Linked DNA regions of Homo sapiens: region 2 is linked to region 1. A link is a loop called in an ENCODE intact Hi-C map of the cell type or tissue named here. Cell type or tissue: PC-9. All regions are shown on one strand. Each heading gives the region's core, and the rest is flanking DNA. Links, peaks and the distances in the headings are about the cores only.

Region 1 (12,902 bases), core at 2,373-10,372:
AGCACTTTGGGAGGCTGAGGTGGGTGGATCACCTGAGGTCAGGAGTTCGAGACCAGACTGACCAACATGGAGAAACCCCGTCTCTACTAAAAACAGAAAATTAGCTGGGCATAGTGGCACATGCCTGTAATCCCAGCTACTCGGGAGGCTGAGGCAGGAGATCCGCTTGAACCCGGGAGGTGGAGGTTGTGGTGAGCCGAGATCGTGCCACTGCACTCCAGCCTGGGCAACAAGAGTGAAACTCTGCCCCCCCACCAAAAAAAAAAAAGACTGCATATAAGAGAAAGAAAAATGATAGTACCTCTACTAATTTCTTAAACTCCTAATTCTATCTTGACTGTTTGGCATTATTCTCTTTTTCCCCAATTCTGCTTCAGCAATGTAAATGCAACGCCACAAGATGGTGCTGTTATAACATCATACTTTTGAATTTGTCTATTCATGTGAAGTTGACTGTAAAAAGGGATGAAACAATATTACTGCTATTCTATTCAATGTACGTTGTCAGAATATAAAATGAAGTCTGCATGAAGTGTTAAGCTAGGATAGGAAGATATAAACAATTTATTTTTTGGTCTTGAGTACGAAAGACACAAATCTTGTTTCTCTTCGACATTTTTATCCACTGCTTATATTTAAAGTCTAGATCTGCACTATGCAATGCGGTAGCAACATGTGGCTACCACACACTTGAAATGTGGCTCTTTCAAAGCCAAACTGAGATGTGCTGTAAGTGTAAAATAAACACTACATACTGCACACAGGGAATGAAGAAAAGCAAAATCTCAGTAATTTTAAATCGACTACATGTTGAAATAACGATATGTTGGATATAGTGGAGTAAAAAAAATACTATGAGCATTAATTGTACTTGTTTATTTTTACTTTTTTTGTGTGTGGCAATTAGAATTTTCTTTTTGAGACAGAGTTTCACTCTGCCGCCCAGGCTGGAGTGCGATGGCGTGATCTCGGCTCATTGCAGCCTCCACCTCCTGGGTTCAAGCAATTCTCCTGGGGTTTCACCATGTTGACCTGGCTGGTTTCAAACTCCTGACCTCAGGTGATCTGCCCAACTCTGCCTCCCAAAGTGCTGGGACTACAGGAAAATTTTGAATTATATATGACCCACTTCTTTATGTTTCTATTGGACTGTGTTGGTCTAAGACCACACAATAAATAAGTACCAGAGGAGTCTTTCCTGGCACCGAAACCTAAATATGTCATGGTATAGTAACCTAATAGTAACCTAATACCCAGATCTCTCATAATTTTAAAAGACAAGTCAAGTTATAGATATGGAGATTGGAGGGCATTTCCTAAATAAAAGAAGGAACAGATTTCATTTGAATTGACTGTAATAGTATCCTTCCAAACTCCTACCCCTCGTGGTTTTGCAGTGACTGACTCATTTGGCTTCTGCCCTTAAACTGACAGGAAACTACTGTTATCAACAAAGGTCACCTAGAAAGTGGTCAGTAAATATTTCTGGAATGAATCAATGAATGAAAGGATGACTAGATAGATTCAGGTAGACATCTTCTCTGAGTGTGAATGGAGTGCCATTAAACTTGGCTTTGCCTCTGCATTAGAACCTGCTGTGACCTTTTCAAATGCCTTCTCTACTCACTTTCCTCAGAAGTAAACTTTTCCCTTCATCCTGAGCTTTGAAGTCTCTCAAGAATCTGTAAGTCTAGGTTTGCAAAGTTTTACTTTGCTAATGCCTCATTTGTTTTGGTTTCTAAGGCTTATATTTTGGTCCCAAATCCATTTACCTATTGGAGACAGATAGGAATGAAGATAATGGTCAAAAAGTCCAGCTACACTTTATCATTTGGTTTCCAAAGGCTTGGACTTTATATTCATGTGAGGATTAGAGAATAGACAAAGTAATAAAAAGAAGTGCCTGGTCATTAGAATGAAAGTGCAAATGGAAGAAACTATTCACTCCTTTCTTTTAAGCACTGATAGTTAAATATCCACTACATTTTGTTAATATAATTTTTTTTTTTTTGCAACAGTCTTGCTCTGTCACCCAAGCTGGCATGCAGTGGTGCGATCTTGGCTCACTGCAACCTCCACCTCCTGGGTTCAAGCACTTCTTCTGCCTCAGCCTTCTGAGTAGCTGAGACTACAGGCGCACGCCACCATGCCCAGCTAATTTTTTGTATTTTTAGTAGAGATGGAGTTTCACCATGTTGGCCAGGATGGTCTCGATCTCTCGACCTCGTGATCTGCCCACCTCACCTCCCAAAGTGCTGGGATTACAGGCGTGAGCCACCGCGCCTGGCCAATACAATTCTTTTTATGTTGACAATATGCAAAAGATAACTGTATCCATGAGTAGAAGAGGGTACATAGTCATATATTAGATATATCCGAACTTTTATTTACACACAGTACCTGTAGGATAATAGTGTCCCAAAATGTAAAGAATGATATTTTACCATTAGATATCTCTGCTTTGCAATTCTAACCTTTCCACATACTATTTAACCTTGGGCAAATTTTTAACATCTAAGAGCTTCAGTTTTCATACTTATAAAGAGAAGGCAATATTGCCTATCTGATATTATTAACAAAATGATTAAATTTGAAAATACAGATAAAATACTAATGCAATTTCTGACACAAAATAAATGAGTGTAGCTGTTGTAGATCTTTTATTAAGGCCAAAGTGTTAATGCTTACAAGTATCTGTACGTGTATGATAGTCAAAATAATGAAGTCCCTTAATACATAATTCTAGAATTTTGATAAGACTGGAATAATCTGATGCTAAATTTTCTATCTCATATTTTATTTACTTCTGAGAATTGAAAAGCTTTTTTGTCCTCAGTAGATAAGCAGAGAAAGTAAACTTACTACTAGAAAATAATTCTGTTAAAGTGTGGACTGAATGGATCTTAAAATGAATTCAAAGCTCACACTTAAAAGTTTAGAGCCATTCATTTATCTGTTTGTTTACAAAAACGCTTATTGAGTGCCTTCTATGCATAATGAACTATGCTGGGTGACGTCTAATGCAGAGTCTTTCTCAACCAGGTGTCCAGGAGAGAACTGAGCTTTCATAACCTAGTGCGTCTATTATATGTAATGAGTTAACATTTTTCCTAGGCATCTAGAATGGTACAAGTTATGTACCTTCCTTGAGGAAATTAGGAAAATTATCACGTAAATAAGTTTCTGGGTTGTATGGCCAGGTAGGAAGTCCACCTGAGAAAGTCTAGGAGGCAGGGAGAAAAACCAAAAATATATACTAATTAAAATAGAAGATAAAATGAAATAAATGCAAAATAAGCAAAATATAAAATGGAACGGAAGGAAAATTACTCCTAACAAGACGATCAGAACAAATAAATTACTGAAGGGAATCTTGAATCATGAAAATCATTGCCCTTTTTTTTTTTTCTTTCCCCTCTTTAAAATGTGCAACCTATTGTATTATGTCCTGGGATTGTTTCAGGGGTGAAATGGTCAAGAAGCTTATGTGGTTTCTGGAGAAGTGGTAAGGGCAATTGAGGGGTACACTAGCAAATTACTGTGTGAATTCAGAGTGGGAAGGCAGATGCCTTCAGAAATTCCTTTGCTACTGTGAAAAAAAGTAAATGTCATAATTTATTTTCTCCTCATACTATGAAAACCAATATCTATTTCGCTCTAAGAGTTAGGAAAATTCCATAGAAAACTTTTTTAAAGCCCTAAGAATAGGATAGCAGAAGGGAAAACTCAGGGGCGACATTAGAGATTGTGACACCCCAGAGAAAGACATGCATTAGTGACCCGAGTTCTAAACACACCTAAGTAGTTATTTATTTTTAAGGACTAGTGCTAATCTTTTTAACTAAACTTTTTTGTTTTTTCTTTTTCTTTGAGACAAGGTCTTGTTCTGTTGCCTAGCCTGGAGTGTAGTGGCATGACCATAGCTCACTGCAGCCTGAAACTCCTGGGCTCAAATGATTCTCCCATAAATTAGAAGCATTTTAAATAAGTAGGCGGTGGGCCGGGCGCGGTGGCTGACGCCTGTAATCCCAGCACTTTGGGAGGCTGAGGCGCGTGGATCACGAGGTCAGAGATCACGATCATCCTGGACAACATGGTGAAACCCTGTCTCTACAAAAAAATTAGCTGGGCGTGATGGAATGTGCCTGTAGTCCCAGCTACTTGGGAGGCTGAGGCAGGAGAATCGCTTCAACCCGGGAGGCGGAGGTTGCAGTGAGCTGAGATCGCACCACTGCACTCCAGTCTGGTGACAGAGCAAGGCTCCGTCTCAAAATAAATAAATAAATAAATGAACATTTAAAAAAATAAATAAATAAGTAGATGGTGAATTGGAGAAGGGTATGGTATAATGCTAGTGGATTTCTCTACTGAAAAATTAATTTTCTAGGACAAGGCATATAAGATCATATTCTTTCTTTCTAGATAAACTAACATTTACATAAAAGTCACACAGTCTCAGAAGATGGATGCACAAGCAATGTCCAGTGTCAACACCATCTTCCTGAGAGACCGCAATAAAGAAAGGAGAATCCCTAGCCAAAGAAGGTAGTTGAGGGTAACAGTTTCTCACTACTACAGGGAATACAGGGGATAGTGACAGAGTCATTCTGAGAATCTCTTGGCAACAAGGAGCTTGTCACTTTCGAGACCAAAGGGAAGAGGGAAGAGGACAGTAACAGTTCCCGCCCTTCCTCAGATGCCCGTATACAGGAACAGCACTAGTAACTTCATATAAAATGCTGTGCAGTCGTTGAGTTGGACCAGTCAACTTGCATTTAATGCCCATTGACTTTAATTGCTTGACTGCAAACTCTGATGAACAAAGAAATAATATATTATTCCACATAGGCTTTACCTGGAACTAAGGGGTGGGTAAGGAGTGCGGAAGTGGTTCCTAAGGCCTTAGGAGGGCATCGTCTCAGAAACCCGTGAATCTTGACAATTCTAGCAGTACAAAGAGAACGTCACATTTCCCGTTAGCAATTCATTCCTGAGAAGGTGGTGTACAGTAGATTCGTGATAATGCTTTTTGGCACGCTGATAAATATGTTTTTACTTAAAATTATTTCTACTAAGATTGCTAACACTGATATTATCCCTTGAGATTTTATCTTCAGTTTCCTTTGCACAGTTGTCACTCTGAAGGCTCTGCTGTGTGGAGTCAGCGTGCGAGGCATCTACAGCCTGCTGATTCCTTAGACTCTTGCTGGTATTCTTGTCTTGTTCCTGGAAGATTTTCCTGCCATGTTCATGAGCTTGAAAACTTTTCAAAAGCTCAGGATGTCAGTAAACTCGCCGTTTTCTGTTTCTATTGCACTTAATATTCCTTTTCATTTACTTCATTGGATTTCCACCAGAGGGCACAATAAGCCTAGCTAATCCACAGTTTAGAGCTATTCAGTACACGAAGTGTAACTTTCTGGACTTGTTTACGGTGGTTCTAATTTCATTACTCCAAGGTGTTGTGGTTAAGAGTGGGGTGTCTGAGGCCAAACTGAGTTTGGATCCCAGCTCTGCTATTTGCTAGCTCTGTGATCTTGGAGAATTCCTTAATTTCCTTTCTGAGTAAGTGTTCTTCTTGTAAAATGAGCATACCAATCTTCCTTTTGGGCTGCTGCGAGGATTACATGAGTTTAGACACATATCCAAAGTACTTGGAATATGTCTGGCATATAATAAAGCACTAAGGATAAATGATCTCAAATTTTAAGAAAATGACAGTTTTACTTACCTGGGAGTTACTTGGAAAGCATCAAAGAGTTGAAAGCTACTAAATAGAGAGAGTGTTAGGCGTGTGGCAAGGGCTACTTAATGTACATCATTTCTATCCAAGAGATATATGAGGAAGAAGTCTATGTTCATTTGCTCACTGATTCATCCCAAGTGCTAGAACAGTGCCTAACACATGGTAGGTGCTCAATAAATATGTTTTAAATGAATGGAAGATAACTTTATTAACTCATGTATACAGGTAAGAAAAATGGAGACTCAGGAAGTTGATAAAAGTTGCCCAGGGTCATACAAGTAAGTGAAATATGTTGTACTTTCACCCAAATCTATCTAATTGCAGACCAACTTTCTTTTGACAGGGTTGAAGAAAATGAACTTTTGGTTGACTCTCATAAGTGAACTGCCTGGCTGAGTTTTTCTGTTAGGAGTGAGACTGTAAGGTATTCTTTTTAGTAAGGCTTTAAGAAGATTGTTTCACCAAGATTTCAATGGTAGTTTGAAAAAAAAATAACTTAACATTAGTTACTTTCAATCAAGTCTAACAAATATTCGTAAATCATATTTTCCCTTAGGCATTTTGAAGTCTATTTTCCATAACCGAATGGAATAAGCAAAATATAAAGGAAAAAAAATCTTCATAAAGCTGCTTACATTTAAATTCACATTTTCTGAGAGCTCAATGGCTGATTCACAGTTCATGCTCAGCATGTTTGTTGAATGCCTGTGTATGAGAGGGAAAGAAAACAAATAACTATAGCCAAAATCTTCTAGTCCTTCAGTATATGATGAGCAGGCTGCTGACCAGCAGCTTCGGTGTCACCTGGAAACTTACCAGAAATGGAATCCCATCCCATGGCTATTGCATCAGAATTGGCATTTTAATAATGTCCCCAGGTAATTTATATGCATATTAAGGTTGGGGAAACTCTGCTCTAGCCGATATGGTTAACTGTGGAAAACAAATGATTGATTCCTATCAACTAATAAATCACATCACATTGAGAATGTTTCAAAAGCAAGAAATTAGAAGGAAATTTATGCTGGGCACCATAAAACTCCAAAATATTTTTTGGGGAGGGGTTGAGTGAAACTCTGAGAGAATGTGTTAAAAAATGAAACTGCAAATGGATGTGTTTATTCTTTTTAGAGACTTATACCCATCATGCCCATTTAGAAGAAGTTTTTTCAATTTTACAAATTGATTTCTTGCGTGGATTTACTTGTATGAAAGGTTTGATTTCCCTTTATTTATGGGCTTACATAGCCTGAAGTCATTTTATTGTCATATTATCCTTACACTGTGCGTGAATCATCAAAATGTTTTTCTTGAATCCAAGGCGGAGGTGGGGAGCCAGGCTAAAATGTATGAGACTGTCATTCTCTGTGACAGATGTCTCATGTCAAGTTATAAAATATTTCTGTCTATGAAAAGACAAAGAAATCTGCAGTGATATATACAAGGTTTAGTTACATGGAAATATATTGAAAAACATTTCTGCTTAATATACTATACTATATATAATACATGTATACATATATTATACATGCATGCATATATGCATATTTTGTATATGTAGACATCTATAGCTATCATTTTAGTGGTTTATATGTAATATCATTAAATACAAATCATTTTTATAAAATGTGTTATGCCTTTTCATGTCTTTTCACAAGTTTATAGTCACCAAAATATAATTTTTTATAATAAAAATAGATATTTGTCTTTGTAAATAGTTAAAATTTGTTTTTCAAATTTTATTTTTTTTTGTAGAGACAAAGTCTCCCTATGTTGCCGAGGCTGGTGTTGAATTCCTGGACTCAAGTGATTCTCCTGCCTTACCCTCCCAAAGTGCTAGGATTACAGGCATAAGCCACAGCTCCTGGCCTACTTTTAAAAATTATACCAGAGTATTAGTACCTGCATATCTTGGTAGAGTTTTTTTTGGTGTTCACTCATATCTGTATAGTCCAGTACAACTAAAAATTATTAATAAACTAGCAATAACAATAGTAATAAAGTGATTTCCTCCAATGATTTACAAATTTTCCTTCATCTACACATGATTTTTCATCTGAAAAACTGAACTTTTTCTTTTTAAAATATGACCTGGTTACTGCATTTTAGCCATCACTTGTGCCTCTGTGACTTGAAACTGACTCATCTGTAATATATAGAATATTTTGGTTAGATCATCTCTTAAATAACTTTTGGTTTGGTTCAAAACCAAAATGATAGTGTTGTTTTTCCCATTAAATTGCTATGAATTTGCACAAGGCCATAGATTTTATATTTTTAATGTTTTGTCCTTACTTCAAATGTTATTGAATAAACTGGCAGCATTGGTTGGCTCATTGAACATTTGAGGATTCTTTCCCTTCTGCCAAAGGAAAAGGGAAGGAAACAAACTGACATCATCAGTGGCTGCAGTGAGTTCACCTGGAAAATACTGTGCTTTACCTTTCTATTTTGTATTTACTTCAATAAAGCAGGTGCTCTATTCTGCTGAAAATAGTTTTGTATTTGTTTTTGAAGACAGTTGTGCTAACTGCTTTTTTCTCTCCCTCTTGTTTTTCAATGATGAGTCCATAGAAACTGCACTTCTATGCATTGGCAGTGCTGTAGTGATCTTTGGAAATGTAGTCAAATTGGAGAATTCCCTCGATATCAATAGTTTAGATCATTATCAATGGGAAAAATATTTTTTATACACTTGTTTATTTTAGTATACTCCTGTTTTGTTTCATTTGAAACTAGTTTTAGTGTACTGTGGAGTTCATAGTCAAGGTCCAAGTCTTATGATTTAATATCTGTAAGAAAAGAGAACAACAGATATAAGGAAATAAATAACCTTGTTTTTTTGTCAGTTAAATAAATTCCATGGAAATTTGATCTCTGAAGACTAATAAGCAAAGCATGATGCTCAAATTGATAGAGTAATATGAACATTTTTACCAACAGCAAGACCATGTCAAGAACTCGTTAACTGAAAATGTTGCTCTAGTCTCATCAAATCACCCAGTAGAAGAGTGGTGTTTTTTAAAAGTAAATCAGATTATGTGCTAGATACTCTGGAGGAAGAAAATCTCAGGACAAAATAGTCCCATCCTTAAGGAGGTTTCAATTCAGTGATAGCCATGGGAGTAATGCTGTACAAAGGGTCAGCTTCTTTGGTGAATAGATGTGAGCTCAAAAATCATTTCAATTACGCACAGATATATATACACACACACATATGTATCTATACACACATATACATATAAAGATATATGTATCCCAAAAAAAGAAGAAAAAAAAGAAAAGAAAAAAGTAATAAAAGCAAAAACAAACACAAAAGTTATGTATATCTTTAGTTTGTTTGAACCAGGTTTATGAATTTTTATTTTTATTTGTTTTACAATGTATTGTCATAGAGTCATAGTATGCTCTTTTAATTCTTTTAATTTTTCTCTACAGTTACTTTACCTTTTTCAGTCCTAATATATTTTATTTGATAATTCCTTTTGTCTTTATCCAGCCTCTTAAAAATATTTTTATTAGTCTTTAAAAAATATCAGCTTTCGGCTTTTTTGTGCATCTCCTTATTTTATTGATTTCTACATTATGAGTTTCTGTTCTTGTTCTTGCAATTTCCTTCTTTTTATGTCTTTGTACTCCTGCCACTGTTCTAGTTCTTTCTCTTGAGTTAAATAACTTAATGATCAATTTTCAATCTTTCTTTTTAAGCATAGGCAATTAGGGCTATGAATTTCTTTCCCAATATTACATCAACTCTAGGCCAAAAGTTTTAATATGTATTTTTTCCACTGGCATTTCATTATAAATGTTTTATTAGTCCCAATACTAACTTTTTAGACTCAAACATTACTTATAAATAAATGCTTTTAAATTTCTAAATAAATAGAATTTCAGGTGTGTCTTTTGGATTTTGATTTTGAATTTTATTTTACTATAGAACATACAGTGAGAAGGTGGTATATATGATATTGATTTTTTGATATTTGTTTTGGAGACTAGTGTGTAGTCCAATTCTATAAGTGTTCCATGTTTACTTTCAACAAATGTGTATTCTCTACTTGTTGAATATAGACTGCTGTTTGTGCTTGTTAATTGTATTATTTAAGCTTTCCAAATTCTTACTATTTTTTGACTGTTTTATCTATCAATTTTCATAGAGGTATACTAAAATTTCTTGCTATGGTTAGGGATATATCTATTTCCTCTTGCATTATTGCTACTATAACAACAGGGATAGTTTCTGAGTAATGTGTCCTTAGGCAATTTCATCATTGCGCAAACATCATAGAGTATACTTACACAAACCTATAGCCTACTGCACACCTAGCTGTATGGTGCAGCCTATTGCTCCTAGGCTTCAAACTTGTACATCTTGTTACTTCACTGAATACTGTAGGCAATTGTAACACAATGGTAATTATTTGTGTGTCTAAACATACAAAAGGTACAGTAAAAACATGATATAAAAGATAAAAAATGGTATACCTGTTTAAGATACTTACAATGCACAGGGCTTGCTGGACTGGAAATTGCTCTGGGTGAGTCAGTGAGTGAGTGGTGAGTAAAGGTGAAGGCCTAGGACATTACTTTAAATTGCTGTAGACTTTATAAAGTCTGTACAGTAAGGCTACACTACATTTATTTTAAAAGATTTTTTATTTTTTAATAATAAGTTAACCTTAACTTACTGTAAGCTTTTTACTTTATAAACTTTTTTTAACGTTTTGACTTTTCTTTTCTCTTTTCGATAGGATCTTACTCTTTTAGATAGGAACTTAGATAGATAGTTGCCCAGCCTGGAGTGCAGTGGCACGATCATGGCTCACTGCAGCTCAACGTCCTAGGCTCAAGCAATCCTTCCACCTCAACCTCCCAAGTAGCTGGGACTACAGGCACACGCCACCATGCCTCTCTAATTTTGCTCTTATTTTTTGTAGAGTAACATTAGTTACACATGGGCATTTCTAAGAGTAAATGATTATTGCATATTCTATGTTCATATGTTGTTTGAGGGTTTATTCCCCTATATCCTAACCACAATTTATGGTTTATTTAATAAAAAAACTTCATTCCTGTGGAATTACTGATGGAAGCATCACTGTATCCAAATTTGGAATATTCTATACCAAGTGTCAAACATATAACTTTTATTGACTTAAGTTTCCCCTGAGAATAAAACCTTGTGCAGGTTTGCATGAGGAGTCAAAGCAAAACGATGTTCTCTTTCTCTCCAGCATAGTTGAAGAATGGCTTTCTGAACTACTGGTATCATTAAGTGCATAACTAGTTGAACAAACCATCATAGGACCAGAATATCTCATGGCAGGATGCAATTTTAAATAGCCTCTAGTCTAATAAAGTTTCCTTTATGAGTTTTCCAGGCATGCAGCCAGGTACACCTGATTTATCTGCCATGAGAATTTTTCTGTTCTACTTTCAGAAACAGGGATAATTATGGCAACTAACATCATTGAGTGCCTTCTCTGTGTTAGGCATTAAGCTAAGCACTTTACATGGTATAAACTCATTTTACTCATCTAACTCCCTCCTCCACCCCTGACAAAAAACTCCTAAACTCTTTCAGCCAGGTGCTTTTTTTGCCTCTCATGTTACAAATGTTTACCTGGGGACTCTCAAAGGTGAAGTAACTTAAGCCCAGGTTTATCTGACTGGCAAGACTGTGTGCCCTTGGGCTTGAACGTGCGGCAACCTCCTGTCAACTCCTTCCACCATGGGGACCCAGCATCTTTACACTTTGCTTCCTCTCTCTGCCTTTCCACCTACTCTTTCTATTTAGAATAGCTTTGATACTAAACATTGCTATAAATTTAAGTCAAAATGCCATGCCTTTGGAGGACTCATAATTTCAGTCTTATTCCTAACTGAGGTAAAATAATACATCTTGTGGAATAAACTTTGGGATCCTTAAGAAGATATTTTGGGAACAGGAACCTTCCTTGAGGCCTCTGAAATCAACCCACAGATCTCTACTCCTTTATGACTAAGACTGACCTTTATGGACACTATTAGCTTTTTAGCTCTCCACTCCTGGAGCTATAACAACCATCTCAGATGAAGGAAAAAAAATGGAGGCTACAGATGATGTATAAGTGAGTCACAGGAAGAAAATGATAATGTATCTATTCCCAGATGGCAGTTATATTTTAGGATAATCTACCTTTCACCAAATACAGGGTGTGGACAGAATTATTATTTTTATTGCTTTTTAAAAATCACATTCTTCAACATATTTCAAAACTTCATTTTTTATGATACCTTTTAAACACGATTATAAGAGAAATGACATATCAGAGGGATAAAATGATATTTTAAATTTGAGCTGCCATCATATGATTGACTTTCATATTGGTAATTCTTTTTGCTTATTTATACATGAGCACTGTGTGTCAATTTAGGGGAAATAACACCTATTTCTCATTTTTTCTGTAGTTTTCATTTTATACCAAGTTTATCTTAAGTGCTTTACCAATTGTTCTTTAAATTTATTTGAACCGTGCGTATAGTATAGTATAATCTTTTGCTGTGTGACACTATTGGTTTTATAGCTTTTATACAGCAAAGCATTACTCTCTGGAAATAATTGTTAACGTTAAAATACTGAGCACATTATTAAAAGTGACAGATTTATTCAGGCAGATTGAATAGCACGAGCATGAGTGAGATCTGTGTATATTATTTTGAGATATAGCTTTGAGTAATTCAGTCCTTAGTTACCAGAATTGAAAGAGAAAAAAATGATTTTAAAGGTCTAGAACACCCTTAATAGCCTTATTTTTCTCTTACAGTTAAAATGTAATGCCAAAATACATTAAGTAATTTCATTTATTATTCTAATATGCTCATTAACATTATATAATAATAAAAAACATAGTTGGAAAATAATAAAGGGGTAGATTGACCAAATGTTATCCAGAGGCATTATGCAAGACAGACAGGAACATCTACTCACCTGCCAAAATATGTTCTTCTGCTCTTTCCGAATTTTGAGTATATGTTTATCTTTAAAGTATGCATTTCTGATTGTTAGATGCTACTATATGTTGCTGTTCAAAAATTTCTTCTTAAAATGTTTTTGAAAGATGTAGGGCTTCAGAGACATTCTTTTATTGATAAGCATTAGAGAATACTGGTGTTC
Region 2 (12,902 bases), core at 2,074-10,073, 670 kb after region 1:
GAACCCAGTAGATGGAGGCCGCAGTGAGCCATGTTCATGCCAAAGCACTCCAGCCTGGGCAACAGAACAAGACCCTCCCTCAAAAAAAAACAAAAACAAAAAAGGGCCAGGTGCAGTGGCTCTCACTCCTGTAATCCCAGCACTTTGGGAGGCCGAGGTGGGCGGATCATGAGGTCAGGAGATCTAGACCATCCTAGCTAACACGGTGAAACCCCGTCTCTACTAAAAAACAAAACAGTAGCCGGGCATAGTGGTGGGCGCCTGTAGTCCCAGCTGCTCGGGAGGCTGAGGCAGGAGAATGGCGTGAACCTGGGAGGCGGAGCTTGCAGTGAGTCAAGATCGCTCCACTAAACTCCAGCCTGGGCGACAGAGTGAGATTCTGTCTAAAAAAATAAAAATAAATTAAAAAATATAAAAAAAAAGCCTACAGACTACTTACTCGTCAAGGCCGTGGGAAAACTACAAAAAATCATGAAAGCCTGTCCGTTTCGTAAAAGACTCCAAAGGGCTGTATTTCACTGTGGGAAACAGTCTTTGCAGAGGCTGGGGAGATGTGTGAGTTTCATTCTTATTTCTGTTGCTGCAGAATATGCTGGTGGAAATAGAGCAGAAGGTGGTGGCTTTATCAGAACTGTCAGTCCACAATGAGAACCTGCTGCTGGAGGGCAAAGCTCACACCAAGGACGAGGCCGAGCAGCTGGCTGGAAAGCTGAGAAGGCTCAAGGGGAGCCTGCTGGAGCTGCAGAGAGCCCTGCATGATAAGCAGCTCAACATGCAGGTGAGGGTTCCAGCCGCTGGCCCACAGCTGAAAGTTGGCACACTGTTCACGTGCTCCTTCTAAGGTTTGCCAGGTAAAGGAACAGGTTGGCGGTGACGCGTACTTGTGTGTGTACCTGCTTTACGCTGACATTTTAGCATGCAGCTTTAAGTTTACACTCTTGGACTTTGGCAAACATTTGCAAATAGATTTTGTTAGGACTACTAACAACAGCTGTTCAGCGGAGTGGTGGAGGCAAAAAGCACTCTGACATGAAAGTAACAATGAGAGGAGAGGAACTGGAGAGGGAAAGTAAAGGCTACTCCAGGAGTGTTGCTGTAAAGTGGTATATAGAGGAATGAGATAAGCTATAAGGAGAAGTGGGTCAAAGAAAATTTTATCTCTTTTTTTCTTTTACATTCATCACAATTTGAGTATTTCATTTTAAGATCAGAAAAATAATAAGTTTACACGTTGATGGAAATAACTCAATAGAGGAAAAGTTGGTGAAAAAGGAATGTGGGCAGGGCGCCGTGGCTCACGCCTGTAATCCCAGCACTTTGGGAGGCCGAGACAAGCAGATCACTTGAGGTCAGGAGTTCGAGACCAGACTGGCTAACATGGTGAAACCCCATCTCTGCTAAAAATACAAAAAAAAAAAAAAATTAGCTGGGCCTTGTGGTGGACACCTGTAATCTCAGTTACTCGGGAGGCTGAGGCAGGAGAATTGCTTGAACCTGGGAGGTGGAGATTTCAGTGAGCCGAGATTATATCACTGCACTCCAGTCTGGGCGACAGAGCAAGACTCTGTCTCATAACAAAAAAAAAAAAAAAAAAAAAAAAAAGAAAAAGAAAAAGGAGTGTGATTGCAAGAACAATCTTCTTGTTGGGGAGGAAACGGATAGGATAAAAAGTACACAGGCCAGGTGCGGTGGCTCACACCTGTAATCCCAGCACTTTGGGAAGCCAAGGCTGGCAGATCATGAAGTCAGGAGATGGAGACCATCCTGGCTAACACGGTGAAACCCCGTTTCTAATAAAAATACCAAAAATTAGCCGGGCATAGTGGTGGGCGCCTGTAGTCCCAGCTACTTGGGAAGCTGAGGCAGGAGAATCTCCTGAACCTGAACCTGGGAAGCAGAGGTTACAGTGAGCTGAGATCGCACCACTGCACTCCAGCCTGGGAGACAGAGGGAGACGCCGTCTCAAAAAAAAAAAAAAAAAAAAAAAAGAGTGCAGAGTTTGGTCTTCCCTACCCTTCTTGCTAAGTAAGCCAGGGACCAAATAGTTTAGAAGCCCATTAGCTGCCCCAACCCTATAAGCATCTGATGGTATCATCTGCTCCTTCTTGTGGCCTAATCCAAACTGTGCCTTCCTTTACCATTTACACCTTTCTCCTGCAATAATGGTTGAGACCAGGCCAATCTGTTCTCCAAGTAAAATGAGGAGGGAGGGAAAGCATCTATGTTGGAATACAAATACTGGTAGGAAGTAGGACATAAATATTGTTAACGGAAACTTCATGGAAGTTCACTGTGATTGCTTCTGTTTTCTCAGTGTGAGGATGATTGTTAGGACTAACCTATGTATTTTTTTTTTCGGCTTTTTGCTGATGATATGATTATATGATATGGAAAACCAAACTTAATCAACTAAAAACTATTTAGAAGCAATGGAGAAATTTAGGAAGATGACTGGCTTATTAAAAATATGAAGTTAGGTCATTGAAAAGCATAAAAGAATCCAACAAAAAATAAAAATTAAAAAATGAAGTCAGCCGAGCACAGTGGCTCACGCCTGTATCCCCAGCAATTTGGGAGGCCAAGGCAGGTGGATCACCTGAGGTCGGGAGTTTGAGACCAGCCTGGCCAACATGGTGAAACCCCATCTCTACTAAAAATACAAAAATTAGCCGGGTGTGGTGGGGCATGCCTGTAATCCCAGCTGCTTGGGAGGCTGAGGCATGAGAACTGCTTGAACCTGGGAGGCAGAGGTTGCAGTGAGCCGAGATTGTGCCACTGTGCTCTAGCTTGGGCAACAGAGTGAAATCCTGTCTCAAAAAAAAAAAAAAAAAAAAAAGAAGTCGAGAATTTATAGTTTTTACATAGACAAAAAACAAGTTAGAGGAATAATGTAATATCCCATATAAAATTTTGAAAATGAAGAGTTTTGAGGGATTATTAGTCTTATCATATATGTGTGTGGATTTTTTTTTGTTTTTTTTTTTTTGAGACAGGGTCTTGCTCTGTCACCCAGGCTGGAGTGCAGGGACGCAATCTCAGCTCATTGCAACCTCTGCCTCCCAGTCTCAAGTAATGCTCCCACCTCAGCCTCCTGAGTAGCTGGGACTATAGGCGCGCACCACCTGCCTAGCTAATTTTTTTAATTTTTTGTAGAGATGGAGGTCTCTCAATGTTGCCCAGGCTGGTCTTCAACTCCTGAGCACAGGCAATCCACCCACCTCAGCCTCCCAAAGTGCTGAGATTATAGGCGTGAGCTACCATGCCCGGCCAGTCTAATCACATATTAAAATACAATATTACAATAATTAAAATAGTTTGGTGTTGGCGCAATAAATATGTGAACAGAAAATTAAACAATAACTATTCCAGAAAGAGATTTGGTATGTAAAGGAATTTGATAAATATTTTAGGTGGCATTACAAATCAGTGGACAAAATATGACTCACTCTGTAAATAATCACTTGAAACGTGATAAACTGTATTTTCTACCCCATATTTTACAGAAAAATGTATCACAGGTGGATCAAAGATTTCAATATAAAACTTAAGTCTGCAAGGTACTCAATGTATGATTTTTTTTTTTTAATCTTAGGATAGGGAAAACCTTTGCCAGTATACCCCAAACCCATAATTTTATAGCTTCTTTTAAACTAATACATTGGCAGGGCTTGGTGGCTTATGCCTGTAATCTTAGCAGTTTGGGAGGCTAAGAAGGGAGAATTGCTTGAGCCCAGAAGTTCAAGACCAGCCTGGGTATCATAGCAAAACCCCATCTCTACAAATAATAAAAACATTAGCCGGGCGTGGTGGCACACGCCTGTGGTCCCAGCTACTAAGGAAGCTGGGATGGGAGAAGCTGGGAGGAGGTGGGAGAATCCCTTAAGCCCAGGTGGTTGAGGCTGCAGCGAGCTATGATTGTGCCACTGCACTGCAGCCTGGGTGACAGTGTGAGACGCCAACTAAAAAAATAAACAAATGGGCCATGGCTCCCACCTGTAATCCCAGCACTTTGGGAGGCTGAGGCAGGTGGATCACCTGAGGTCAGGAGTTCGAGACCAGCCTAGCCAACATAGTGAAACTCCGTCTATACTAAAAATACAAAATTAGCCAGGTGTGGTGGTGGGAACCTGTAATCCCAGCTACTCAGGAGGCTGAGGCAGGAGAATCACTTGAACCGAGGAGGCAGAGGTTGCAGTGAGCCGAGATCACGCCATTGCACTCCAGCCTGGGCAACAGGAGTGAAACTCCATCTCAAAAATGAATAAGTAAATAAATAAATAAACAAATAAAAATGAAACTACTACACAAAAATAAAAAAGTTCTGTATGACCCCCCTTCCCCACCCCCAAAAAAGTAACCAAATTGAAAGACATAGACAGGGAGGAATGAGTAACACAAAATAAAACAAAAGACATAGACAAACAGGGAAGAAACTATGCAATTCACAAATCTTTTGTAAAACAATAAGGAAAGATCAAATAATAGAATATGGACAAAAGATATGAAGAGATAATTCACAGGAAAAGAAATATAAATGGACAATGAACATATGAAAAGACGTTTGAACTCTGTGTTGGGTAAATAGATGCAAATAAAAAATATAACTTTTCACTTGGATTTACACACTTGAAAATGCACATGCAATGTGACTTTGTAATTAAAGTCAAAAGAAAAGGTTACACATACTAAAACTGAACAGAAGTAGAATGATTTTCTAGCTGTAAAAGTAGACAGCAATTCACCTAGTTTTGTAAACAGCTATTATAGGTCTAATATATAATGCTTTCTTCTATTTTCAGTGGTGATCTCTGAATGAACTTAATTTCTAAAGAAGCTAAAATAAAGGGAAAGCCTTGAAAGTTTCCTAGGTAGGATAGCAATCATTTATAAAGCTCTTATTACTCCCTTGCCCCACCCTACCGCTAGAGGCAGGTAGTAAGGGAAGGGGCGGCCTGATCCTCACTCACAAGCACAAGAGGGATTAAACAAGGCAGGAACCACAAATTCCAAGGTCTCGTGGCCTGGGAAGGGCAAAACCAATGAGGGGAGCAGGCCCAGCCTGGCCCTTGGCAAGCTGGTCTCCTGTCTAAGAAGCAGCTGTTACTAAGCTCTAGCTATTATCACACAAGAATTTACAAGTGGCATTGCTGGATCTTCTAGTTTTTCAAGAGATAGGGAATGTGGATTTATTTCTAAAGCCTCCCAACTTTTAAACGTTGACATTTAAATCTAAAATTTTAAAATAATTTGTGTGCCAAAGAAAGCATATCCACAAGCCAGGATTGAAATCTGTTTATCTTTTTCCCATTCATTATTAACGAGGTGACCTGGGGCAAGAGCCTTAAATTTTCCACAACTTTCTTACGGATCAGTTTTCTCATCTGTAAAATATGGATAATAATATTTAACTTAAAAAAATTCTTTAGAACATGTGGAAAAAATAATCAAAAAGAAAAAAAACAGTGAGGATTTAAATGCAAGTAATACAATAAATGCTCAAATTGCAGCAGTTAAAATAATTAATAACAATAACCAACTGTTTCCAAATCACATTCTTTGAGACGAAGAAGCTTCTGCTATGCTGAAAGGCCAGGCTTGAGACTTAGCGGGCTGGACTGAGCATGTACACACCACTGTGGTGTCCACACCCAGCAGATCCTGCCCAGGTCCACGGGAATTCTTTAAACTGAGTCAAGTCCTGACCCTGCCCACATTGGGTGAAGTGTAAATACAGAAAAATGTGGTAGTGTTTTACTACATGGAAATTGGTTACTGTTTATTTTTAAACTATCTATAAATTCCATCATCTTTCATCTAATGAAGTTCCCAGCATATAAAATATTACTAGATCTTTTAAAATAATTAGAGCTTCCTGGAAGATTGTTTTTCCATCTGTGGGAAGAAAAGGAGCCCTGTTTACATTATTATTGCCATGAAAAGGATCATGTCCCTTTATGTAGAAAACTAAAAATAATTTGGAGTTAATCTGAAATTAACTAAAGTTAATTGCAGAAAACAAATCATCCATTAAATGCAGCCCTCAGCAATGTTAATGCTCTTTAATTGGGGCTTGGATGATTCAGGAGGGTTGGAATACCTTCCTAAGTCTGTAAGCACACCATTACTTAGTGCTACTGAAGCTGGGAGATGGTAATACCTCTTACCTCCATTCCTTTTAACTAATTTGACTTGCATGGGTATCAGTGAATGACTATGCTTTTTTGTTTCCTATCAAATAGACTGCTTCTCTATGTGAAGATCTTAAGGGCATGTAGTAAGATCTCCTGAATTACGTGGTATCTTCATGAAGCTGGGTCTTTTTCACACATTATCATTCATTAAAAGAACAGAGAGATTGCCCCATAAAATAATAAAAAGCTTTATAAAGAAATGTTTTATGTAATGTTTAGCACTGCCCAGTCCTCATTCATCTTCCAAGGAATGTTCCTGGCAAAAGTGGTTACTGTTCTAGTATTTCCAAAATAAAGTTTATGTAGCCCCACCCAGTGGGGACTGGTGACAGAAACCGCCTAACCTCTGCATTCCCTAGGCATGGCAGAAAACTGTTATCACACCTCAGAGAAAGTAATTACCATAATTACATTCCTTCTGGCTGCACCTTCTTATCCCCAGGGGAAAGAGAATGAAATTTGAACTGGATTCTTAATCATGGTTTGCTTCCTGTGGTCCAAGTCTTATGTTTCACAATGACTAAATCATTCAGAGAAAAATTCACTCACTGAAAAACTGAGTCTAACCGCATAGAATCTGAATATATATCTGTGCATATAAAAGTGAGGAAGTTGTTAAGACCTAACATTTCGATTGTCAGTGTTCCAAATCCAAATTTGGTGTAAGGAACTTGAGCCAACCTCTCTCAATCAGACCATAGTAACTGGTGTAGAAGAGCGTGTTGGGCTCAGGGCTCGGAGAATTTTCCAAGGGAGTCTTCAGGCCGGGCTCTGAAAAACAAATTTTTGCTGAAGAGAAAAGCAGAGAGGAAGTGGCCTGGATCCCACAAAAGCAAGTCAGCAGGTCATGGCCAGGGCCACTACTTTGGCAGCTGGAGCAGCTCTGATGGGGACAACTTTCAGTCTCGTCCACTGATTTCTTGAGGCCATTTTCTATGGGTTCCTTTTGAACTGCTGTTTCAACTTTGCTTGGAAGAACCAGGATCTTTTAGAGCTTATTCTTAGAAGGTGGTGGAGTCTTAGATGAGAGAGAATCTGTTTTCATGCAGAAAATCATGGGTTCCAGTTCTGGGAGAATGCCCATCCACCCAAACTTCCCATCTCTAGGAAAATCACTGCTTATCTTTGAGAAATTCCGCAGAAGGTGGAGAATTTAGTGTCACTAGTCACCCATTCTGAAGGTCTTGCAAAATGCAACTAGCATATATTAGACCATTGCACCCCCGTTGTTCTACCTAAACTGCAATCTCTGGCTGGATCATCTGAAAGGAAAGGAAGTACCTCTGAGCTCGGGTGGGCTCAGAATCTGGGAGAAAGTTTTATATACTATTACCTACAGGTTTTTACTGTTCATTTAGCTTCAAGCACCGACACCGCCTTGCAAAGATAAAGATAAAGTCTATTAGACAATTTAATCATGAGATTCTAATGAAAAAAAGAAGAAACAGAAAGGTAAACAGATCCCATCTATTTCCCTAAAATGGTGAGTATAAAACTCTGAAAATAGGAGAGCGAGAGAAGGGTCTCTGTGGGCAGTTAGGTTGGATGAGCTGGAATGGCTGGGTCCCATGTTGTGCTCAGACATTGCAAAGAACAACCAGGGGCAGGCGAGCAGCAGCTCCAGAAATAGATGGCAGGAGGCTCCTCCGTGGAAGCAACCTGTAAAATATCCTTCCTCTGCCCCATGGTACGCCAGCCCTGCTGTCCTCTTCACTGCTCTGTTCTCTCTGAAATGGCAAATTTCTTTCACCTTAGGGTCTTTGTGCCAACTGTTCCCTGGGTCTGAATGCCCTCACTCTAGATCTTTGCAAGGCTGGTGGTCTCTCGTCATGCAGAGTGCAATTGTCTCTTCTAAAGATGCTTCCTTAGGCCTCCCTAAAACTTTCTATCCCATTATCAGTCTCTGTAGGCCTTATCTTCAGCTCAGTTATCTGTTTGTTTATAGTCTAACTCCCCACCAGGGCCCTCATCTGGCTTCCAAAACACTCCCAGCTTCTAGAACAGTGTCTAGTGAGTGCTTATTAAGTAGTGAATGAGTTATATTGAAATTATAATTTATCCTTTGACAGATGAATCTATGTGAGTAGAAAAGCTCTCATTCAGAACTAATCCCATTTGATGTGCAACATTTTAGGGCCTTTCAAATTCCATTAGAATAATCAGGCAGGAAGGATCAACTCTTGCCTAGGTGCTGAGTCATTACTTTGGTCTTTCTCCTTTAGTCAGACTTTCTCCAAGCCAGCTTAGCAATGGGCCAGTTTCTGGTGATGGTGATGGAGGGAGTGAAGGGTACTTTTTCAGAGATCTCACCTTTAATAATCACACCACTGACCTCTCAAGGCTCAATTAAGCTTTGAATTTGTAAAATGGTAACCACACGTGCCCACAGTAAATGACTTTTTTTAATGTGCTAATTGATGGTTCTGAAAGAAAGACTCTTAAAGAGTTTTCATCTTTGAGTACAGTCTATTAATTATGTAGGTCAGTCTATAAATATTATTATATAAACAGCAGACTCTCAAAGATAGAGAATTCTAGGAATAATTTAAATCTATCGCCCTAGTAGGGTAGACACAGAAGGTTTACACAGACCAGTATCAGGGATGAGGCTTCCTGCCTAGTTCAGTGTCTTGGGACTTGAGTTACTGTGGTGGAGGTGAGGCTCTGTGACATAGAGGTCAAGACCTGGTCTGTGAAAGGTGGAACAGAGGATGTCCAGCCGGCCTGGGAAACCCTTGTTTAGACTCCTTGCCTCTATGCTGCAGTACATTTTCTCCCATATGAACTGAGAATCAAATTTAAGTTCTTACTGAATTCCAGAGAGTATGATGCCTTACAGAACAGTGAACTTTTTGCTTCTCAAAGACATTAAAATGTCTTTGATTAATAATCTTTTAGAAAAATTTTTAGGAAGATTATTCTAAAAATCTTTCATTGTCTGGACCTGGATTAGAGAAAGTGACATAAGGCAGGGTAATGCTTTCACGGGAGAGACACAATTATTGTGGGTAATGATCATTTGAGAAACAGTTTACCTTTGTGTGACTTAAAAAACAAACTCATCAAAGGATCTTGAGTTATGTTTTTGTGGAAAAAAAATCTGGAATATCTGATGACCACATTGGTCAGCTAAAAGACTAACCTCTAAATATATGGGTTTTCCCCTCAAACAGTTCTATGTGTGATTATCTGTATGTTGTTCTTGCTCCTGCAAATGCCATAACTTAGATGGGTTTTGTGTTACTGTTTTTTTTAAAAAATGTGGTTTCACATCCCAGTGGAGCCACTTTGGTATCATTACATAGATCACACCAAAGTAGCCTTCTCTCCCCTTTGGTTAAGGTTTTCCGGTGTGTAGCATGACTTGATTTCTGCCTCGTTAAAAGCAGGGAACAGCACAGGAGAAGGAGGAGAGCGATGTTGACCTAACAGCCACGCAGAGCCCCGGCGTCCAGGAATGGCTGGCCCAAGCTCGCACCACATGGACCCAGCAGCGGCAGAGCAGTCTCCAGCAACAAAAAGTAAAGTGTTTCCTACCTCTCTCTAGCTTGCAGATCTGCCCAGAGAAGAACCTGAGAGGCATATTTCAGAAGGACAGACAAGTTGCTTCTGTACTAAAGACAGAGTGTCTCTTTATCTTCTCTTTGAATGAAGCAAGATGTTGGTGTTTCAGTGTATTGACTCATGACCACTGGGATGATTGGTCATTTGAAAATCCAGTCTTTAAGAAAAGCTTGTGTTTAGGTTTACAAATAGTGTAACATGGCTCTCATCTTCTTTACCAGAGATACCTATTCTGTTTTCAGATTTGCCCTCTGAATCTATTTAATTTTAATATAAATCTCAGGAAAGCCTTTTGAGGTTTGGTGAAAGTGTAAGTTGCATGTTTGTTATTTTTTTTAATGAATGCAGTTTGTATTTTTACTTTCAAGTAGATGTCGTTACAAAATAGGATTGCTAATTGTTGCCTAGTGAAACAAATGAACTTTGATGAATAAGAATGATTTCTCATTGGTACCTTAACTGTATGTAAAAAGCATATTCAAATATTTTATTTTCTCAAATAACAAGAGGATTTATTATAAATAATGAAGAATTAAAGCCAAATCTATTGATAACCTAATTTATCAATTAAGTGGAGAACTTAAAAAGCCACTTTTCCCAAGGATCTATCCTTTTAGCATGACAATATTGATTTTGAAAAATGAGAGTACATTTTGTACCACTTGAGGGCACTATTGCCCGGCAAAATTTTCTTTTCCCATTGGTGGTTTTTTTTTTTTTTTTAACCCCCAGATTTTTCAGAGGTATCCTGTATCAAAGCAAAAGAACACTACAGAGTACTTTGGAGACACATTTGAATATTTACATAAACCTCATGCTTTATGCAATATGCAAACTTAAAAGCTCACTACCGAAGTTCTCTGAGAATTTTATAGCTAGAACTATGATTGTAGGCAATAATCATAAAGTAGCAAATGTGTTTGCGTTTGTCCTTTCCCTTGAGCAGGAGTTAGAACAGGAATTAGCCGAGCAGAAGAGTCTCCTTCGCTCAGTAGCCAGTCGTGGAGAGGAGATTCTAATTCAACATTCGGCGGCAGAGACCTCTGGTGATGCTGGGTATGTTTCAAAATGCTTCCATTTTCTCTTCATTGTGTTTCCCTGACATTTGAAGAAAAGTAAACATCTCACTCAAAATTTTATTTTAAACATCTTCTGCAAAATTTAGTCATCTTATTTTTACTTTAGGGTAGTAAATGTACCTGCATTTTGAACATTCTGTTGCATTGCCTGAGCATAGCGCCTGTAGTAAGCTTACTTGTTTGCCCTCCTTCCAGCCTGCGCAGCCTATCTGTCCAAAGATGCTCATGAGTTCATCTTTTTAATCGAATAAGAAATGCATTATAAATGAGATGCATGATGTTTCTAACTGAATGATTGTATCTCACTGGAGAGCATTCTCTCTGTAAGAGCTTATCTTGCCCTAACAACATTCTAAAAAATAAATGCAGGGGCCCGTTAAATATTTTGAAATCTTGGTCTGGAGTGAAGACTTTCAAAGTCTTCTACACAGAAGAGTCAAGAAAAATTAAGGAAGTTGGAGAATTTTCAAGTTGAAGACTTTTATTTAAAAGGTCATAGAGGAATTGCAGCAGTGTGGAAGCACCACTATATTTTGAGGCAGGTCTGAGTTTTATTCTAGTTCCACGAAGGTCACTTTGGAAAAGTCACTCGACTGTGAGCCTCCTCTGTAGAATTTAGAATAATAATCCACTAAGGTCATCACAGAAGTTTTGTGATAATTATGAATGTCAACTGAGAGGATATACAGGAAAACTTTCTTTGAAATCTAAAACATAAAAAAAAAAGTTTTCATGCAACCTCTGTGTTTATGTATTACTAAAAGTTGTAATTTGGTAGTATCCTTTGGCAAATAACTTTGACTCCATTTCCCATTTCTGAATAGTCATTTTTTAGGGGAAGTAACATAAAGGAGGAAATATGTATTATGAAGGTGGTTTTGGAAATATTATTTGTAATACCAAATAATTAAAAAGACATAAATGCTCACTACTATAAAAAAGTTGAAGAAAATTTTATACATATATAATCTTAACCAAAAGTGATGTAACCGTATCAAAAAATAAATGTATGATGCTAAGTAAAAATGTGATATAAAGTTGAAAGTAGAGTATGTGTGTAGATAAGAACTAGAATAGACCGTCAATAATAAAAAAAACATTTTAGAGATGGACGACATAGGAATTAAACTTTTTTTTTGCAGTTTAATCAGTGCTGACATATGACGTCAATGCTGACTACGTACAGTCTGTTACATATACACACACATATATACATATATACGAATTCTGAGGGCAAGTGATAGGAGAATAAACAAACTAAAATGCAATTGCAGCAGATATATTGTGACAAAAAATGTAGGAAATAGGAAGGCATTCAAGAAAAGGAAAACAAAACAAAAATCTGTGAAAGTTTTGACATGGCTAATAAATATCAATGTAAAAGAATAGGAATGAATAGTATTATGGCATCTATAAGCAGGGACTGACTTTAAATAACCCTAAAACTGTAAAAATTGCCTTAAAAATATAAAGGAGTTTAAAAACTGTCTGTTGTGTATCATGCTTAAAGATGCTGATTAGACCATGAATATGTGTCTGTAATAAACCCGAAGTGAGACTGTTTCTTTCATGTTGATTGAGCCAAGACTTGCCTTCACGTTACATTCCAGGTCCTCTAAAATGTTTACTTATCTTGCATAGTTTTCTGAATATTTTTGCCAAACAAATATTTTGACAAAGAACCCATCCAGCATTGCTTCCTCTCTGTATGTATCATCACTAAAGGAGCAGAAGGGATCTTCTGCAACTTTATTACCATATATATTTTTTTCTTTCCTTGGCCTTTAGCTTTGGAAAGGACCTAAATGAAATACAAACAACTGTAAGTTACTCTTTCAAATATAAAAAATATTTTAAAAATAAATTTGCAGTGCAGTACTGGCTTTCTATATAAGATCCACTTTAAAGACTACTTATAAATTCTTTAACTTTTACACAAATTTTTAAGAAACTTCACCTTTATATGCAGTTGATAACAGCTCAGCCTGTTTTCAAGCCTTTGGGTACCAGGCAAACAATTAACCATGAATTAATGATATCTACATTCCAAAGTAAATATATATGTATA

Evidence for each region. Hi-C counts contacts between places; a loop is a spot of excess contacts. Peaks named below come from ENCODE experiments on the same cell type or tissue, not always from the same donor. Only the 100,000 strongest peaks of a DNase experiment are listed, where the experiment ranks them.
Region 2: it touches region 1 in a loop (5-fold over the local background); 3 of 110 quality-filtered maps call a loop at or near these places.

What each region holds. Positions count from the first base shown.
Region 1 is chr6:152,940,831-152,953,732 of GRCh38, reverse strand. No RefSeq gene overlaps it. Among named protein-coding and RNA genes, the nearest start is that of FBXO5, 36 kb to the left of the region's middle. In PC-9, for the core only: CTCF peaks have their summits at 5,176 and 5,377 (motif pointing right); a DNase peak (open chromatin) is centred at 10,032; H3K27ac peaks cover 1,158 bases.
Region 2 is chr6:152,265,965-152,278,866 of GRCh38, reverse strand. SYNE1 (spectrin repeat containing nuclear envelope protein 1) reads left to right here. Exons shown (of 146, transcript NM_182961.4): 98 at 587-778; 99 at 9,581-9,712; 100 at 10,702-10,811. Among named protein-coding and RNA genes, the nearest start is that of SYNE1-AS1, 110 kb to the left of the region's middle. In PC-9, for the core only: no CTCF peak of the experiment used is centred there; DNase peaks (open chromatin) are centred at 5,036, 5,626, 6,636 and 8,386; H3K27ac peaks cover 1,462 bases.